Linked DNA regions of Homo sapiens: region 2 is linked to region 1. Evidence: chromatin loops called from intact Hi-C (ENCODE). Cell type or tissue: Caco-2. All regions are shown on one strand. Links, peaks and the distances in the headings refer to the core of each region. The heading gives the core; the rest is flanking DNA. Region 1 overlaps AHI1-DT (AHI1 divergent transcript). Region 2 overlaps PDE7B (phosphodiesterase 7B).

The links. Hi-C counts contacts between places; a loop is a spot of excess contacts. Peaks named below come from ENCODE experiments on the same cell type or tissue, not always from the same donor. Only the 100,000 strongest peaks of a DNase experiment are listed, where the experiment ranks them.
Region 2: it touches region 1 in a loop (16-fold over the local background); 2 of 110 quality-filtered maps call a loop at or near these places.

Annotation. Positions count from the first base shown.
Region 1 is chr6:135,672,876-135,680,427 of GRCh38, forward strand. All of the region lies in intron 4 of AHI1-DT (AHI1 divergent transcript), which reads left to right. Among named protein-coding and RNA genes, the nearest start is that of LINC02524, 42 kb to the left of the region's middle. In Caco-2, for the core only: a CTCF peak has its summit at 3,212; no DNase peak of the experiment used is centred there.
Region 2 is chr6:135,936,989-135,940,988 of GRCh38, forward strand. The region is part of intron 1 of PDE7B (phosphodiesterase 7B); the gene reads left to right. Among named protein-coding and RNA genes, the nearest start is that of PDE7B, 87 kb to the left of the region's middle. In Caco-2, for the core only: a CTCF peak has its summit at 1,840 (motif pointing left); no DNase peak of the experiment used is centred there.

The DNA of each region.
Region 1 (7,552 bases), core at 1,524-5,523:
AGGAGACCATCAGCTTTGAGTGGTTTTAAGATGGCAGAAACATCAGGCCACAGAGACTGAGGCAATTTGGTGGGGGTGAGAGAGGAGTGGCATAGGGTGATTGCTGGGTACTCACTGGTGGCAGCATACTCAGTGAGCAAAACTGGCAGAGAGTAGGTGTAGGGTAGAGATAAGGCTCATCTTGACCAGCACTGCTATCTGCGAAGCCTAATTAAACATGTCCACGGCCGGTCGCGGTGGCTTCATGCCTGTAATCCCAGCACTTTAGGAGGCCAAGGCAGGCGGATCATGAGGTCAGGAGATCTAGACTATCCTGGCTAACACAGTAAAACCCCGTCTGTATTAAAATTAAAAAATTAGCCAGGCGTGGTGGCATATGCATGTAGTCCCAGCTACTTGGGAGGCTGAGGCAGGAGAATCACTTGAACCCAGGAGGCGGAGGTTGCAGTGAGCTGAGATCATGCCGCTGCACTCCAGCCTGGGCGACAGAGCGAGGCTCTGTCTCGAAAACAAAACAAACCAAAACAAAACCACAACAACAGCAACAACAAAAACCCCAAAAACATGTCCACTAGGAACTGCAAGTCAGGAGTGCAAAATAGAGTCAGGCCTAGCTATTGATATTTGGACATCATCACCCAGTTATAGGCAGAGGTTGAAAACATGTAGGTGAATGAGTCTCCCAAAGGAGAGAATGTATAATAAGATTAGGTGAGAGTTTAAAAAGTTGAATTGCTCGTGCAGTCTGGATCCAGAGTCATCGCACCCAGATGGATTCAAGAAATGGAGGGTCAGAAGGTCAGCTTCCACAAGTCTATAATTAACTGGGTTTTGATGTATGCTTGCAGAGGCTAGAGACACACTGAGAGATTTATCGAGTGCAATATTTGTTTGACATCCAAAGAAATAAGACAAGCCTTCTTATGAACTCTTGGCAGAGATTTACTTTAGATAGCGAAGAACAGCTTGACACTACAGATTATTAGACACCACAAGAGTTTATTAAATAAAATGGGTGGAAGCATTGATTCTACATCTTAAATATATCTCTTTGGTCCAGGGGTTGTCAAACTGTGTTTCTTAGGGGGGTCTCAGGGGCTGCTGCAGGATGCCAGGAGCTGGTGCAGAGCAGAGTGACTCACGTCTTCCACCTCTCCCTCCATCAGCTCTGCGGTTACTGGTTTTATATTGTAATGTTTCACATAAGATTTCATTGGAGAAAAAATTCTGCACCACAAAAACAAAAAGTTTCCTTTCCATCTCCAATGTTAAAAAGCCTTAGGCTGAGGCTTTCATCATTTCCTGCTTGGATCGTTGTATTTTTCTTCCCTGGGGGTCTGTCTCGCTGCCTCTGATCTCGTCCCTTTGTCATCCACCCTCCGCATGGTTCCCAAAGTGATCATTCTCGAACACAAATCCAAATCTGATGTTGGCTTCTGGGGCATTTTTGACTTCCTATCACCAATTGTAGAAAGTTATACTCTAAAGAATGGCCCCAAGAAAGCATTTCATGATTTGGCCTTCCCTTACCTTTCTCCAGCCCCCTTTTCAGGATGTCCCCTTTTGTTCCTTGTGCCTCAGCCATAAACAACAACTCATGCCTGCAGTGCGCTGAAGGTATAGAAGGCCTTTGGTTTAGTGAATCCAACTTCTCAGCTGCAGCTTCAGCATAATGACATCTTAGAAGACTCCCCAGCTTCCAGTAGTTTAGTTAGAAGTCCTCCTCTGGGGCTCCTGTCATGAAGAATGTGTACCCCTCTGACAGCACATTGCCCGCAGTCTTGTGTTAATTGATATTTAGTTTATCTCCCTACTGGATAATCAGCAATTGCCTTCAGGAAACGGACTGGCTCATCAGCTCTATCTCCTCAGACTTTGGCTCTGCACTTGACCCTCTACCATGTTGTTAAACAAGAAATGAGTGTCCTCCTTTCTGGAAATCATTAAAATAATGGTTTTTTATCTGCTTTATTCATTTGAAAAGCTTTGGTCTATGAATATAGACTATACGGCTCCTTAAGATTTTTGTCTATATTATTTTTGATTTTTTTGTTTTTTAACACCTTTAGAATTTCACAGCCTTTATAAATATAATACTTAAAAGTAACATTTCAGAGTATTTGGAAATACTTTTTGACTATTTAAAACAAAATATGAAACATGAAGTATAGTAAAGATATAAAACGATAATTTAGATAAAAATTCTTTCTTTCATGGAAAACACCACTGCATTATTCCTGTTTCAAATGTCCTACAGCATTACATTTTTTTTTTTTTGCAGCAACTCCACTACACATTTGTTCATGGTGTTCACTTCCTACAAGATACAGTCAAAACTCCTTAGCCTGATTTCCAGAGCCTCTGTAATCTGACCCAACTGACTTTCTCAACCACATTACACACTAATCTTTCACAGATTTTTTTTTGCTTTATTTAAACCTTTTCCCCTCATATTTCTATTTATTCTTCTTAGCCTTTGGTGAATGCTTTCTATCAGAGGATTTGTACCTTCGGATTTTTGGAAAAGTCTGTACCATTATATCTTAGCATATTGCTTATTTGCTGTTTGTTTATTTATGTCTTTGGAATTTCTCTGAGGCAGATACTAGAGCATTTATGATTCCTAACTTCTGTTTTATATCCTCCATTCCTTTATTTTTGTCCTCCATGTCACAGAGATGTTCTGTTCCATCTTCTAACTCATCTTCAAGCATGATTTGTCTTGTATAATCCATTTGCTTAGATTTCTAAAGAGATTTAATGACTGTACTTACACTTGACTTTTAAGAGCCTGTTTCATAACTTGCTGTTTTTATTTTACAGATGCCATTTCTTCCTTTATATTTTAAATACTGTAAACATACTTATTGTCAGCTCTCTTTCATGTTGTTCTATTCTTGTTGGTTCCTCATGTCCTGTAAGCTGTCTTTCATGATGCTAAGTGTCCTATTTTTTAAAATTCTGTTTTATTTTGCTTACGAGTTTACTTCAGAAGGAAGTATCTTTTCTAGAGATCCGGATAACCACCTGGGGTGGTTTCCACTGGTGTTCCTGTCAGCACCTTCAAGACACACTGATTCTGAATTATTTTTTGTGTTAGTTTTTCAGCCTGGAATTCTGAGTCTATTCCTACTCCCACCTGTTGTTCAGTCTTGGGGTTCTTATATCTCTAGAAGACTCCTATTTTACCCACATGGTGGGGCTATTGGCTCATTTCCAGCAGTTATCTTGGGTATGCAGGCAGAGATGATCTGGTTCCTTCAAGGTTAGTGCAGTGCTTTCTAGGGTTCTGATTCTGCACAGGAAGCCCAGTTCTTATTCCTTCTATAAACATATTTTCCTGGCCAGCTTCTGGCCTTGAATAGCCATGAAAATCCCAGACTTTGAGACCTGTAATCTCCCTTAGTTCCAGATACATTGTCATGTTGGCTCTATGTTCTAGCATTTGGAGATTTCCTTTCTTGCTTTTGTGTTCTGCTATATATTTAATATGTAAAAAAATGCTTTTAATCCCTATATCTAAATGTCTGGAAATGTTGTGTTCAATTCCATCTTATCCTGTTATTTCTTGACTGTCTGAATATGTAGTTCTTATTTCTCTCGTTCTCTCCATTTTGAATAATCTCCCAAATGCTCTCTGCCTTTTGCAAATTCACTCATTCTTCCAGGACTTGAGGAGTCACTGAAGGTAATGCTTTTTTCCTCCAGGGACCAAATTAACCCCTAGGAAGGGTCTTCTATGAACTCCTTTGACATCCATTTGACACTTAATCATTTTCTGTTATAATTATTATATGGCTATTATTTGTTTTCTTGTGAAATTATAAAATCTTTGAAATTTGGGGCCATTTCTTAAGCTTCTTGAATTTCTTCACCTGGTCTCACAACAAATTCTTCCTAATGGAAGAAAAACAGAAAAGAAAGACACACTAGGATAGAGTAATTTAAAATGTTTTAGACTTTATTTACGAGGGTCCAAGCACCTAGGAAAACAGGATTTGTTTAAATTTTGCTTACTCATTTTATTCAGGATTCATGAATTTATAAGGCCAGAGAGATTTCATATAAGATCCTAGATTACTAAAGGAAAACTGAAAGATTTTATGTCAAGCAATATAAAATTAATATGACAGATGCAACCTTAGAAAATGTGTTTCCTGAGATTCCTAAATTAGCTACTTTTGTGGGTGTCTGCTTAGTATTTGGTCCTGAGTAAATGAATAAACAAACAGCTACTTCTGAGAGCTACTTTCACAGGGAAATGTTTCTGAGTTCCAGTTCATGGGAGTTTAGGAAGGTATGGGATGCAAATTACATTTCAACACTGAACCAGCCAATCAATCCTTGAACACTTTTGAAGTCTTTAGCTTTGCCTGTGAACATGGGAACACCCAAGGGCACCTTCAAATTAAAAATAAACATACATTCTAAGGAGTCCTAGATGTGTAATTTGGTAGAAATTTAAGGGGTGTCTTTTTATAGTAACGGAGTCTATAAAGAAAATACAATTCAGGTGAGGTTACATCCTTTCCAGTCATAAAAGTGTATGTGAATGACATTTAACTCGAAATTCAAGTACTTTGGGCATATCATTCCCGCTCCCTGCCCCAATCCCATAATTTCTTGGTAGAAACTCATAGTGCATTTTTTTTTCAGTTCCAGCCAGATTTTTATATCTATTGGATGGATATTACATTAATAAAAAAATAGCTAACACTTATTGTATGATTGTCTAATGCCAAGCTATGTTCGTATAATTATCTAATATGTTGGTATGATTTGACTCTGTGGCTCCACCCAAATCTCACCTTTAATTGTAATCCCTTATGTTATGGGAGGAACCTGGTGGGAGGTGATTGGATTATGGGAGCGGTTTCCCCATGCTGTTCTTGTGATAGTCAGGGAGTTCTTACCAGATCTGATGGTTTTAGAAGTGGCAATTTCCCCTATGCACTCTCTCTCTCTCCTGCCACCATGTAAGACATGCCTTGCTTCTCCCTCCCCTTCTGCCATGATTGTAAGTTTCCTGAGGCCTCCCCAGCCATGTTGAACTGTGAGTCAATTAAACCTCTTTCCTTCATGAATTACCCAGTCTCAGGTATTCTTTATAACTGTGAAAATGGGCTAATACCCAGATAACCCTATGGTGTTGCTGCTGTTATTATTCTTCCCTTGCAGATGGGGAAAACTGAGATGAAGAGTTAATTAATTTACCAAAGTCAAAAGAGTAGTCTTAAACTACTGTGAAATTTCTGTAGGCCTCCTTTTTTTTCCTTCAAAACCTTTAATATGCTAATACACATTTTTGTATTTTTTTTTTAATTATACTTTAAGTTCTGGGATACATGTGCAGAACATGCAGGTTTGTTACATAGGCATACACGTGTGATTGTGGTTTGCTGCACCCATCAACCTGTCATCTACATAAGATATTTCTCTTAATGCTATCCTTCCCTTAGCCCCACACCCCACTGACAGGCCCCGGTGTGTGATGTTCCACTCCCAGTGTCCATGTGTTCTCATTGTTCAACTCCCAGTTATGAGTGAGAATATGCAATGTTTGGTTTTCTGTTCCTGTGTTAGTTTGCTGAGAATGATGGTTTCCAGCTTCATCCATGTCCCTGCAAAGGACATGAACTCATTCTTTTTTATGGCTGCATAGTATTCCATGATGTATATGTGCCACATTTTCTTTATCCAATCTATTGTTGATGGGCATTTGGGTTGGTTCCAAGTCTTTGCTATTGTTAACAGTGCCACAGTAAACATACGTGTGCATGTGTCTTTATAGCAGAATGATTTATAATCCTTTGGGTATATACCCAGTGATGGGATTGCTGGGTCAAATGGTATTTCTAGTTCTAGATCCTTGAGGAATTGCCACACTGTCTTCCACAATGGTTGAACTAATTTACACTCCCACCAACAGTGTAAAAGCATTCCTATTTCTCCGCATCCTCTCCAGCATCTTTTGTTTCCTGACTTTTTAATGATCGCCATTCTAACGGGCATGAGATGGTATCTCATTGTGGTTTTTATTTGCATTTCTCTAATGACCAGTGATGATGAGCTTTTTGTCATATGTTTGTTGGCTGCATAAATGTCTTCTTTTGAGAAGTGTCTGTTCATATCCTTTGCCCACTTTTTGATGAAGTTGTTTTTTTCCTTGTAACATTTTTTAAGTTATTTGTAGATTCTGGATATTAGCCCTTTGTCAGATGGATAGATTGCAAAAATTTTCTCCCATTCTGTAGGTTGCCTGTTCACTCTGGTGATAGTTTCTTTTGCTGTGCAGAAGCTCTTTAGTTTAATTAGATACCATTTGTCAATTTTGGCTTTTGTTGTCTTTAGGCCTCCTTTCTATTCATGTTTCTACTTTAGAAGACATATATATATATCTACATATATATATATTTTATATATCTATATATGCCTTCTAAATATATATGTCTACAAATATGTATGTCTTCTATATTTTATATATCTATATATGCCTTCTAAATATATATGTCTACAAATATGTATGTCTTCTAAAGTAGAAACATGAATATATGTATCTAGAAACATATATGTCTTCAGAAGACAAATATATATGTATATGTCTTCTAAAGTGTGTGTATGTGTGTATGTTTATATATGCGTGTATATATATATGTGTATATGTATTTGTCCAGAGTTCTCCTGGGGAATCTATATTTTATTGAGATGAGAAGGAAACGTGGTAGTGTTGGTTAACTTATCACCACCTGGTTGCTGTCTAAACTCAACCACTTCCTATTGTGTCATGGTTTGATTATAAATTTCCTCTAAGCCTCTTTTTCTGGACACTCGCTTATCACCGCTAATCCTACATACAAAAGGTTGAATACTGGCCACTCTGAAAGTTGACAATCTAATATGGATTAAATGTAAAAATAAAGCTAGTGACTCCAAAACCCACCACTAGCTGGTTCATCACAGTTGTATATTTTTACACTTTCTCAGTCCACCCTCTAACCCAACTCATCTTCTTGTAAGCCTAGCACCTATTGTTGGCTATCTAGTGGCACACTGCAAAGGATCTTATGTGCCTGGAGCCCCGGTTTGCAATTTTTTTTTTTTTTTTTTTTTTTTTTTTTTAGAGATAGTGTTGTATACTTAAATCTTGACAAGCAAAAGAAAAAGAATGAAGTTTGGAAACCATCACTTCTAAAAAGCTTGTATTTTATTATTTAGAACAGACTTGCTTAAGGGAAAGATAAAATCAATACTTTTTCCCCCTGTTTTCAATAAGTGCCTAGATATTAGATTTTATGTTTGTTTGTTTTAAACAACGTTTTAAACTTGAGAGAATTTTGGGTAAGAAAATAAATAAATAAGTTGGATAGAAATAAACCTTTTAAAATTAAATTCTCTTCACTAAAGAATGTATTACTGGGAAAGGTTTTAAAAACTTCACTAGAGGTCCCTCCAATTTTTTTCACCTGTTTCCTCAAGATGGGGTAGTCGAGGACAAATTGATTACTGTTTTAAGCTTCCTTCCAAATTTCCATTGCTGTTATTTATGGTTCTA
Region 2 (4,000 bases), core at 1-4,000, 260 kb after region 1:
GAAGGGAGTCAGAGTGAGGAGGGCCTCTGGTGGCATTTTCCAACTTGGCTGATTGACACAACTAAAAGTGTTAGACATAATTGGGAGTATGTCATTAGACACTCACTAACAAGGTGGTACCCCACTTAGCAGAACCCTTTTTCCACCTAAGGGTCCTGTTCAGTGTGGTGAGGAGCGACATTGGTCAGCAAACGTGGCTGCTGCGTGTGGTACTCATGTTACAGAAACTTCCTAAACCCTTTTGGGATCTCTCTATTGCCTTGAACAGATGGCCTGTGAGCTGCGGGGCCTTCTTCCAGATCCACGGCCTGCAGCATCTAGGCTTGTGCCCAATCACTAAATGGAGTCCTGCAGGGCCCTTCCTGATCTGGCCCCTGCCAACTTCCCCAGCCTTGCGTCTCTCCACTCTCCAGTTCTCCTGGTTATCTGAATCCCATTCCCTTCTAGCCATTCTTCATTTCCTTCATTTCCTCAATTGCCTTTAGAGTTTTGCATCAACAGTTTCTCATTCTTAGAGCAAACACCCTCCCAGCTTATCTTGCACCTCCAACCTTCACTGAAGACTTGTTTAATACTAGTTTCTCTCTCCCCTACTTAATCAGAATACATTATTCAGAAAGTTTTCCACAACCCATCAGGATGTAGCCAGTTTGGCTGATCACCTAGAAGGGACCCCTTTTTCCCAAATCTAGGTTGGTTCTTCCCGCTTCCTCAATGCCAAGGATAAGGGCACATCAGACAGAGTCACTGCCTCCATCCTGCCCCAATGACCTCTGCTCTGTAGACCTCTGGTCCTGCAGGCTAACCTCTGAAGGACCAGGGCTCTCCATCATGGGAGGAGCAAAATCTTCCCCTCATAAAACCCCATGATTTACATGGTAGAACTGTGCTTTGTATCTTGTACACACTACCACCAAATGACCCTATTCTGCTTCTACCTTCTTCCTTCCGCAAAACCAGATACACAGCAGGCCCCATTATGGTTTTAGGGTATATAAGATGGTTTCTCATATATTACATTTCTGTAGAGGAGTGAGCATTGTTACTCCCTGTACTCTACAATGAGTTTTGAAAGGAAAAGTCAACTCTGACTAAGATCACACAGCTGTTGAGGAATAGGTTTGGGATTTGAACCCCGATATACTCAGTTCTTTCCATTATGTCCACCAATCTGTTTTCTTTTCTTTTTTGTTCTATATTGCCTCCTGTTTTCTCCAACACAAAGTGTCTATGGACTTCACCTTTTAAAAATGACTGTATATAAGTGAAATGTGTTTGGCTTTAGTTGTTTGCCTTCACAGCTATCTTTTTGAAAACAAAGTGTGGCTAGGTGTAAACCCTTGGGATTCTGAGACAATAAGTAAAAGATGAAATAGCATTGCAAACTTCTGACATTTTTGAACTGTGTATCAAGATTTGTGGCATATGTATTTGAGTCTGCTACAGGAAAATTCCCAGAGCACATACCACAATTATTCCCAAAGTACCTTGAACTGAGATGCCTAGTCAGTTCCTATAACTGGGTGCACCAGAGATCGCACTGTACTCCATGCCATAAGCCTTCACAGGTACAGGTTTTTCTAAAATGGAGCTTGTGCAGAGGCTATAGTCGTTTTGCACAATGAAAGAGGCTGTCTTCAATGTGCATTTCGATGTGTGCTATGGGAATCAGGACTAACCACGACCCATGGAGACAATGCTGCATGACTTGGAGAGTGCAACGTAAGACGCAATGACTCTGAGCCTGCACCACGCCATCTGACCTCAGGATCTCCCTGCAGGGATACGAGGAGATCTTAGCCATATAGCCTTTCTATTGCCCTCTACTGTCTAGGGATAAAATGACAGAAAACACAGTTCTGCATTTTGGAAGTTTGCTTAATAACTAAAAAAATAAAAATAAAAATTACTCTTGGGCTGAAAGCAGGTTTTCCAAGTTTTGGTTCATAATAAGTAGTTTTTAAACATTTAAAAATAGGGGTATGTAATAAAATGCTGAGAGACTCTCTGGAGACCGCTGCTGCTGGCACTGCTCTAATAGAAAGCATACGCCATTGAGCTAACATTCTGTTCTTTGACTGAAGAAGAAAACAAAGCTGTTAAAAGCTGGTAAGCTCATTTTCCAATAGCAATAGCATTAATATCTTTCAAGTCACTCCTAACCATACCTAATTAGAGGTTTATAAGGGATGGCTCTTCTGGAAGGGTCACCTCAGGTTACGTAGCCCACAGATTTGCTGTTGATTGTTGGCAACAATGGATTTGTGTAGATTTTCTGCTCAGCTCGAGGTGATTATCTTTTTTCTTTTTTTTCTTTTGCTGGTGTGTCTCTTATTTTGACTGGCTGAGGTTGGGCTGGACGATGAGGCCCTGATTTGAAAGCAGTGCCAGGTTGTTGCTGGAGATCTGCACTGACAGATTGTTGAAAACTTATTAGTCTCTGACGTTTTAACAGCCTGCAATGGGATAGAAATCTGCTCTTTCACTGGAAAAGCTTAAAAAGGAAAACATGAGCTCGAGCTGAAATCAGCCCCAGTTCCAAATCTGCCGTCCTCTGGCACCGGAGTGCTGAGGGCTGCCACAGTGTGTAGAGATTGAGGCCTGACTATGCCACCCACATGGTAGACAGGACTCTGCATAAAATGATGTGGCCCTGGGCCACTGTCACGTAGGAGACCCTGAAAATGTATCTTCTGGGAGCTGGGGTGTTCTCAACACTGGGTGCTAATGGCTTCAGCAGTAGGAGAAATCAGCCTCACTGAGGTTTCAGCTGGGTGGCTGGGGGGATTCTTTTGGTCATAGCCATTCTATAAGATAATTCAAGAAAAAGGACTAAGAAACACTTCAGCTTGGTATCCTCTTTGGGGTAACTTCTACCTCAAATGGGCAAAATGATGGCAGCCGGTATCACTGGTGAGAGACATCTGGAGCCAATTAAGAGCTCTAATACAGAGATAGCTATATTGTAATTATTTGATACAATGCTAGAGTAATTCATTAAGCATCCTGGTTCTTCGAAAGCAAACCAAGCCTCTCCAGTCCAGTCCATAAAGATTTTTTTTTAAATCACTATTGACCCCAATTTTTCTCCAATCCCCTCTGTGACGACCACTTTGATTAAGCTCTCTGCTTTCACCCCCAGCAGTTTTGCTCCCATCCTTGGCAGCTGCTTTCAAGATCTTAACCAAGGTTCTGGACTTTGCCCAGACAGCTACCTATGCCTAGAGGAGTCCTCTCTTTTACCAGATAACTCTTTCCTATGCTCCAGACTCAGGCCTGCGGTCATGTCTTTCAAAGCCTTCTCCAGTAACCCCAGTCAGGGGTGGGTACCCAGCATTGAAAGTGCCCATAGCCTTCTATGTTCTGACTTCAGAGTAGGCTACAAACTTCTTAAGGAAAAGACCTGGCCTGAATCTCATTTCATTTTGTATCCACACTCATGATACACTGTTAGCACAGAGTAGGCACTCAGTAATGTCTTGCTGACTGTTCACTTATTCATTCACTCACTTGATAGACATTAATGGAGATCCAAACTTCCAGGCACTGTCAGGGAGTTCAGTTTCTTAACAGGAGATATCTTTTTATGCTCTACAGACCTAAACTACTTTCTCTCCAGGCCTATCTTCTAGGGATCTGTCTTTGATTAGTACCATTCAGTTCTTGGTTGGGGAAAAGTGTGAGATGAGAAGTGACCCAGATGTTTGGAAATGTCATCTCAATGTCAGGTTTCGCCCTTCATCAGCCCATTGCAGCTGCACATCATGCAGCTGCATCTATGGCAGTGCTTACTGGTGTATATGCAGAAATGTCCTGGAAAAATAATCTCTTCTCATGCTACCCCAGAAAACTTCAGAATAGCCCACAGAATTACGGTAAGGAATTATTCATTCATTCATTTAATTAACATTGGGAGCGCCCATTATGCATTAGTCATTGTCCTAGACATTTAGGGATTCAGTGGTAAGCAAATAAAATAGATGCAATCCCAATAGATATA